Regions from separate parts of the Homo sapiens genome. Here region 1 is linked to region 2. A link is a loop called in an ENCODE intact Hi-C map of the cell type or tissue named here. Cell type or tissue: endothelial cell of umbilical vein. All regions are shown on one strand. Links, peaks and the distances in the headings refer to the core of each region. The heading gives the core; the rest is flanking DNA. Region 1 overlaps CFAP61 (cilia and flagella associated protein 61). Region 2 holds the start of LOC124904880 (a long non-coding RNA gene).

Region 1 (4,399 bases), core at 146-4,145, 70 kb before region 2:
TATAAAAATGCATTTTGTCCCTCAAAACTTCCTTCCTCATTTTCTTTCCTTCAATAAAGAAGTGTAAGAGTTTGGTTAGATCTTCATCCCTAGAAAATAATGAGACAAGAATGTAGGCAGAAGCCCGGGACACCCTGGCATGGAGAATCTTATTTGTACTTGGATATTAGCCTGCAGGCCCATTCATCAATGTGGGTTGAGCCCCCTCTACCAGCCAGGCATGAAGTCAGGCCTGAGGAACTAGTAGGGAAAGAAATGCCAACCTCAAAATCAACAAGTCCCTACTTTGCTACCCTCAGAAAAGCAATATGATGGTTTCAGAATACTTGGAGCCAACATAATCTATAAAATAACAGTGTCATTCACTTTAATTTCCAACATTTTCATGTATTACTATGAATGATTTGATTCTGATAAAACACTGGTAAAGCTATGTGTAACAGAAATTTTGCATTTAAAGAGAACTGCTAAAATAGCATGACTTAAAAATTCTTGAAAATGACAATATTTTGTATTTTTATGAGCTCATGACATGCCATTTGACCTTATTCTCCGAACACAAACCTCAACATTCACAGCATAATAAATTTATGGCATTTTACTTTTCTATAAGTTCTCTAAGCTTACAAAATCAGTTCTCAAAATTCAGCATGTACTTACAGAAAAAAGACTGAAAACAAAATTCATAAAATCCAGCGACCTGTAAACAAGACAGTAAGCACTGTCAGTGCCCTGCAAGCAAATGCAACATCAGTGGACGTTTACAGAGATTTACAGCTCCCTCCCCTCGGGCAGCGATTAGCCAACCACTAGTCAGAATGTGTGTCTAGGTGAACACTAATGGGGTGCATAAGTCGCAAGCTTCGTATGTCAGTAATAAAGTATTCTGCAGAACTGAAGGCACTTTCACATCAATTAACAATCTCTGTGCATTTGAAAAGCCAACACAAAATTGGTCATTCTGTGCCTCCGATCCTTCCCTTCTGTTTTGGAAGAGTTAAGAGGAGAGGTGGGAAATATTATAGGTTGCTTCTGATCTGTTTCCCTTTTATCTGTTGAAGATTTTCTGACTAGCTGTAGATGTACATTCATAGGCAAACCACACTGGGTCATCAAATTCCTGTTTCAAAATTCAAAAAGTATACTCTAAGCACAATCATATTTAAATGTACAGATAAAAGAAATATAAAGCAACAAATATAGAAAGGCTTTACAAGGTTTTATATGTCTACAACATAATTAGAATAAAAAGAATTTCTTTTCAATGTCCCAGATCTCCATAGAAGCTAAAAACTCGAGATGAAAAAAGTTAAAGTACAACAGGGGATGCTGGGAGACTGGGAACATGTTTAAACAGATCCTCTGAAGAGGAACTGTCCAGCTATTCTTGCTCATCTAAAAGACACCCTAGAGCCTTCCACTCCATCAAAATGGGCCAATTATTTCCTCTTCGAGATGGTTCTGTGAACAGATGAGGGGTGGGTGCTAAGGAGATGTGGAATCCAGGCACTGAGGGCAGCGTCCAGTGTCCAGACCACAGGAGAACAGCAAGCACTGAACATGTGGGTGTTCTGGAGGGGCAGGGTGGGTGGCTGTGAGGTCTGGTGGGCGCCGGGGCTTTAGACAAAGCCCAGCACCATGCATGCCTCCTCTTTGCTGTAGCCCTGGATTGCTGTTGGGTGTCAACTTATCCCCTGCTCAGATATTCCATGTAGCTGAGACTCCAGCTGCAGATTTGGCATGGAGCATGAGCTAAGGGATGGAGCCCATCTTCTCCATCTCCTTGTGGCATGGGCTTGTCACAGCCGTTGGCTCAGGAATGAACACACAGTCCTGTCAGGCCTCATGAGACTTTGGCTGGAAAAAGCTGGGCCCATCCCGGCAAGTCCTTCTCACTGGATTCTGATGCAGACCTGAGACCTGAGAATGTCAGTGGTCTTAGGCCCAGGATGGGGCACTCCTCTGAGAAGGGGTCCAACAGCAGGGAAGTAGGGTGATATGGTTTGGCTGTGTCCCCACCCAAATCTCATCTTGAATTGTAGCTCCCATAATTCCCACGTGTTGTGGGAGGGACCCTGTGGGAGATAACTGAATCATGGGGGTGGTTCCCCCATACTGTTCTTGTGGTATTGAATAAGTCTCATGAAATCTCATGGTTTTATAAGGGGAAACCCCTTTCACTTGGCTCTCATTGTCTCTTTGCCTGCCGCCATGTAAGACATGGCTTTCATCTTCCCCTATGATCGTGAGGCCTCCCCAGCCACGTGGAACTGTGAGTTCATTAAACCTCTTTTTCTTTATAAATCACCCAGTCTTGAGTATGTCTTTATCACCAGCATGAAAACAGACTAACACACAGGGTGAAGAGGTAGAGAGAGAAACTTGGTCCTTGATTTGGTAATCTAAATAAATCCTAGATCAAGCCATATTTAAAACAGTCTCACCACCAGAGTTATCCTTAGTTATGTGAGGCAATTATTCAATTTTTTTTTCAAAGCCAGTTTGGTTGGATTTCCTGTTACTTGCAACCAAAGACTCTAGACAACCAGTAACCCAAATTCAAATTATCCAAGAGATGCAAACTTTACAGAATGGGAGCAGCATGTGGTTATGTAAGTGATAATTTTCCAGATTCCCAATTGTTACATAGGTAGGCCAGATTTCTAGCCCACTTCTGTAGGCCTTGTTAAAATTTGATGGACTAGAATCTCTGGATGGGGCTTAGGAATTTGTGTTTTAAAAAATTCCCCAGGAGATTAGGATGTGGGCCAGGTTTGGAAATTACTGGCTCTGTAAAGTTAAAATGTTGGGCCACCAATGCCAGAAAAGATTCTCACTGTGACAGCCAGCCAGAAGGTCAGTACTTGCCTTGCTTCATATTTCTCATCAATACAAAACAGCTGAATACAAAAAGCAGCTGAGGCTCCCCTGTAGATGGGGCGGAAGTGGACGGGCTCTTCAGGCAGTACGAGCGATGCCAAGCTCCTACTGCTGACATGGTGATACTGTGCATATCCAGTGGAGATGTCACTGAGTTTTTCTATGTCCTAGAGCAAGGAGACAGGAGGAGCCAATGAGAATCCTGTCAATGCCCTGTAATTTAGTGGGCTGGTGGCTGCATTATCTCTACATGACACCGTTCTGAGGACAGGTGTGACTGTCACCCGAAACAACTCATCCTGGGCCAGGCCTGGTTTTAAGGAGAGGTTCTTAATGAGATACTCAAAATTCATAAAATGTTTTTAAAAACTAGTTCTCCAATGAGAACACATGGACACAGGGAGGGGAACAACACACACTGGGGCCTGTCAGGGGGGTCGGGGGGAAAGGGAGGGAGAGCATTAAGACAAACACCTAATGCAGGCAGGGCTTAAAACCTAGATGACGGGTTGATAGGTGCCGCAAACCACCATGGCACATGTATACCTAGGTAACAAACCTGCACGTTCTGCACACATATCCCAGAACGTAAAATAAAATTTAAAAAATAATAATAATAAAGAAAAAAAAAACTAGTTCTCACATGAAGGTCTCACACAAGACAAATAGTTTCAGTTGGCCTTTGACATAGGGTCCATATTTTAACTGCATCCCAGGGTAGAGATTAGAGCGTGATAGTATTATATACATATTATAATAACTCCAGAAGCAAAATCCCTCTGTCCCCAAAGCTGTTTTCATTGTGATACAAGAATTTTTGAATCTTGGGACTGCTCAGGTGGTCCTGGGAGTAACTATCGTGGGGAGGTGGAGCCCAGGAAGGTCCAGTGGACCACAGCCACCTGGAAAGTCAGGGCTGAGGCTGTTCTGTCTTGGTTTAGGTGCACCTAAAAAGGTGTCATAACTCAGAAGATGATTCCCTTTGAGATCCCTCATGGAGTTCTTTTAAATCAAAGTAATACATGCATATGGAAAAATTTAAAATAATATTAGCACCAAACATTTATTAAGAAAATCAGCAGTTCTCTGTCCTTCCAAGTCTCTACCCCCATTGAACAGAACTTTCAACGTTTTCATTTATTTGGGTATATATTTACCTCTATATTTCTGAACAATATGCTTATGGTGCTGTTTCTAAATTCATTAGTTTTTAGAATTTCCTATTCAATATTGATGCAGTGGCTAGATTAATCCCTCTCATACTACCCTCTTCCCCACATCTTATCCCCCAGGAAAATTACATCACAATTCAGGGTTAAATCCGTAAGTATTTACACTAATATGAATGTGTAAGTTCTGTTGTTGCTGAGCAAAGTAGTGTAATATGACAATGTTTTCATCTGTGTGCTTAGTTTTTATTCACTTGGTTTGCTAAGTTTTTCACTTCCTTTATCAGATTTGCCAAGTGTTGGTCACTATTATTTTCCAAATGATCAGGCGTTTGAGATAATATATGAGC
Region 2 (4,399 bases), core at 195-4,194:
GAAATTAACAACAGACTTTAATTCTATCATATTCCACATGGAGAGACGGCTGTGACTGAAACTCCTTAATATATCCCTTAAGTAATTCTGTATTTCATTGTTTTCTGCAAGGAAAGTATTTAAAATTTAAAAAGAGAGAGAAAATACATAGTCCTTTAAATTTCACATAAAATAATTATTAGTAGATTTTAAGCAAATTCTGGTTGACTGATTAGACTCTGATAGCTCTTATTAGAAACCTGCATTTACTGGGTCCTATCTCTCAAGTGTTCAGACTTTTAGATAACCATTGCATTCAGAAAGTAGCAGAACTCAATAATCACAGGCATTCTCTATTCCCAAGAACGCAGCATCTTTCCATAAATGCCCAGTCAGAGAAAATGCTTTAATCTCCTAAAACAGAGAATCGGGCTACAATAATACTCAGTTTTTTAAATGACACCAAAAAAAAAAAAAAAAATAGGTATTAAACTACTATTTGTTCTCGAATATGTCTCCCAGTTAAAAATCATTTGTTCTCAAACGTGTTTGCAAAATAAAAGTGAGACCTCCTCTATTTTCTTCTCAATACTGAAATATGAGGGGAATTTTTAAAAATTAATTTTTTCATGTATATTCCTTTCTTTACAGGCCCCCTAAAATGATACTTGCTGAAAAAGCCTGGATTTACACAGCTGTTTTATAAAGCCATTGACACTTTAATAAAAGTCCAAAATAAACATTTTAATTTTTTTCCCAAATAACAAGTGATTGTTTGTCTTGTTTGCACTCGTGAACAAAGGCTGCATAGCCGCAGTTGTCTAGCTTCTCTGTAATTTCAGGCCCAAGACTCAGCAGACGCTGATTAACCAATCCATCTACCATATGTGCAGAAAGAGACGGCCAGCCTGACTCTCGGCAGGGAAAATTGGCATCCATCTTGGTTCACATGGAGATGTCCTTCTAATCTACAGCCGCGCTGGCGCAACAAAACTTCGATGGCCTGAAATACCTTTTGCTGGCTTCACAGCGAGCTGCATGTGTATGATAAGAATGTATTATTTATAAGACCGCTGTTAGTAATGAGCTATTACACTAATGGCTCATTGTGTTTGGAATTTGATTTCAAATGGCATGGATCACACATTCTGATGAAAATGAGAAAAACATGTTTTGCCATTAGGAACAAAGATTTAACGTTCTCCAATTCTACAACCTGTTATATTCCCATCATTCATCCAGGGTTGTAACAATTTACAAAAGTTCACAATTACAGACTACAACAGAGCAAGGACATATTGTGGAAGTGTCTGCTTTTTCCTTTGAGTTTCTTTCAAATAACCGATTTGAGAAACACTATTCTTAAATATGAATTTGCAGGAGTATCCAAATGTATTCTTGTGTATGCACTGAAAAAAAAATGGATTTAATGGACTTTTTAACTTGTACAACAGAAAGGCATTGATTGCTGGCTGTTATCTATCTTCCTGGTGACAGAAGTACTTTTCACCACAAGTGTCTTCAATTATCTTATACTGGAGAACAAAACTGAAGGTTTTGTTGTTCTTGCTTGTCCTGTAAATATCTACATCATGACACATAAGGTTTAGATTGCTAGAAAACTATGTGTACTGTGGCCTTGTCTTCCCAAACAGGTCCATTTACAGAAACGTGTGTATTTTCTCATTTATGCTTCCATCCAAAAAGCCCTACAGCCACCCATCCCTTTTGGGTGACAATATTCCACTGTGAGGGTTTTGCCCTCATTGTGACCACTGCTGGCTCTGATCCTCTCCTCCTGATGCCAAGCGCATGGCTGACCTGGCAGGCTTTCCCTGCCTGCAGGTCAGTGGTGCCTACTCGGACCACTGCTGCCCACACCCTGGATGATGCCAAAGCAGACGCTCTGCCCATCTGTCACTAGGAGCCGCCGCTGGCCTCCAACTACCCTTCCCTAAAACCTCAGCTTGGAGTAAACACCAGATGTCAAGGTAAGCCAGGGTACAGTTATGACAAGGAACTTGTATGAAGTGATGGCCCCAAACTCCTCCAAACTAGCTATCAAGCCAAAGAAAGTCCTTGTAACTAAAAACCCTTTCAGTAGTAAGGGTTTCCCACAGGGCACAGCCTTGCCCTCAGGCATGCTGCATGCCTGGCCTGGAACTGCCATGGCTGTTCAGAAAGACAAACTTGATGGACTTCTTTCTGTTTCCTCTGGTTGACAGTGGTTGCCTTAAAGTAACGTGTGCCTGTAAATGCCTAATCAGCATTTGCGGGGGAAAAGCCCAGATCTGTAGCATTTGCCGATTTCTGAGGTGTAAGCGCTGTCATCATGGTCAATGTCAAGTGAACAGTGTGATCTCACTAAACATGTAGTTGGGAGGGAATGCGCAGTAGCTAGCCATTATTTCTTATATCTACTGTATAGAGACCCAGACATTTAAAAAAAAACCCTCAAGAACATGGAGAATAGTAAAAAAAAATGGAAGGTGATGAATTTCAAGTATTTATTAACTTTGTTTTAATATAATTTATTACACTGTAGGTTTCTATAATTTAATTTTTAATAATAGCTGTGTTTAACAAGCAGTTTGCAGAGTTCCTGAGGATTTAACAATCAGCCCTTGAGAGCCAGAGCAAGCTGGCTCCAGCACACCATTGCCTAAAAGCCCCCTAGGGAGGCAGGAAAAAGGGTAGCAACAGCATTGATCTTGAACCCCAAAAGGCTTCAGACATCAGACATGGCTCACTTCAGATTAGACGTCCCCTCCCAGATCCCGGCTCACAGTCTTGTTTCTGCCCTTCCATTTTAAGATCGAGGTCTGTGGTCTCCCCTCCACAGAACACAAAGCCTCTGATGCTTGAGGCAGCACGGCCTCTGGAAGGAGATGGGGCTGGATGCCCTCTGCCTCTTTCGAGACACCAAAGGATTCTTGCAGGGTTGGAACTGCAGTTTTCAGCCTACAGCTTTGCTCTGATGTTTACACACACTGAAAGTGTGAAACATACGGCAAGAGAGAGAAAGAACGTGGGGGAAGAGGTCACTGCAGCTTCTCTACAAAGCACTGACTCAAGTGATTCAGAGTAAAACTAGTACCTTGGAACCAAATAATTAAAAGCCTTCCAAAAACAAAGACCCTGATTAAACCTGATAAGTAAAGTTTGGTCATGAAAATCCTTATTGGGGTCTGTATGAATCATTTCACTTCTCAGGAGTTTCTGTCTAGTTGTGTAAAGACAAGCTTTCCAAATGGTACTGCTGGGCCCAAATGCTTCCAACCCTCCCTTCTATGGCTAGCCTGGTAGCCTGGGGCTAATGGCTAAACAAGAATACGTGAAAGCGGGTCTTTGAGAAACCATGCCAAAACCTAAATATAAGAAAATAAAATAAACATTTAAAAAATAAATAAAAATCCTTTCAATGTAGTACTTCAGAATCTAATTTCCAGGGGCCAATTGTCACCTTCAGAAACTAATACCCACATCTCTATAAAGTCATGTCATTCTCACCAGGTATGTTTTACCCTCATGTAGATGAGTGTTTCACCACCTGGACTGCACCTTGGAATCATCTGGGGAGATCTTTAAAAATCCAGATTGAGGTCAGGCATGGTGGCTCATGCCTGTAACCGTAGCACTTTGGGAGGCTGAGGCAGGAGGACTGCAGTTTAAGAAAAGCCTGGGCAACATAGTGAGTGTCCAAAATTAAAAATAAATATATGGATTGTGTCTCACCCCCAAAAGATTGACTTAATTGGCCTGAGTGTACCCCTGCAACAGGATTTTTAAAAATGGATATAATTGATATAATTCACCTACCATAAAAACAACCCTTCAAGAAGTACACAATTCATGCCTGGTGCAGTGGCTCACACCTGTAATTCCAACACTTTGGGAGGCAGATCACTTGAGGCCAAGAGTTTGAGACCAGCCTGGTCAACATGGCAAAACCCCATCTCTACTAAAAATACAAAAATTAGCCTGGTGTGGTGGCACATGCATGTAATCCCAGCTACTTGGGAGGCTGAGGCAGGAGAATCACTTGAACCCGGGAGGTGGAGGTTGCAGTCAGCCAAGATCACATCACTGCACTCCAGCCTGGGCAACAGAGCAAGACTCTGTCTCAAAAAAAAAAAAAAAAAAGAAATACACAATTCAATGGTTTTTAATATATTCACAAAATTGTACACCCATCACCACTGTCTAATCCCAGAACATTTTCATCCCCCCACCAACCAACGACTATGCCCAATATTAGTCACTTCTCCTTCCCCTTTCCCTCCAGTCACTAATCTACCTTCTGTCTCTACAGAAGTGTCTATTCTAGGCTTTCATCTAAATGCCATCATACAATACGTGGTCTTTATGACTGACTTCTTTTCTTTAGCATCATGTTTTCAAGGTTCATACACGCTGTAGC

What was found. Peaks named below come from ENCODE experiments on the same cell type or tissue, not always from the same donor. Only the 100,000 strongest peaks of a DNase experiment are listed, where the experiment ranks them.
Region 1: it touches region 2 in a loop (2.7-fold over the local background); 3 of 110 quality-filtered maps call a loop at or near these places.

The regions. Positions count from the first base shown.
Region 1 is chr20:20,162,698-20,167,096 of GRCh38, reverse strand. It overlaps CFAP61 (cilia and flagella associated protein 61), which reads right to left. Exons shown (of 27, transcript NM_015585.4): 11 at 2,869-3,047; 12 at 661-700. Among named protein-coding and RNA genes, the nearest start is that of CFAP61-AS1, 100 kb to the left of the region's middle. RefSeq lists a silencer at 1,533-1,698. In endothelial cell of umbilical vein, for the core only: no CTCF peak of the experiment used is centred there; no DNase peak of the experiment used is centred there.
Region 2 is chr20:20,093,158-20,097,556 of GRCh38, reverse strand. All of the region lies in intron 7 of CFAP61 (cilia and flagella associated protein 61), which reads right to left. LOC124904880 (a long non-coding RNA gene) reads left to right here and starts at 1,802. Exons shown (of 2, transcript XR_007067553.1): 1 at 1,802-1,970; 2 at 2,794-3,113. In endothelial cell of umbilical vein, for the core only: no CTCF peak of the experiment used is centred there; no DNase peak of the experiment used is centred there.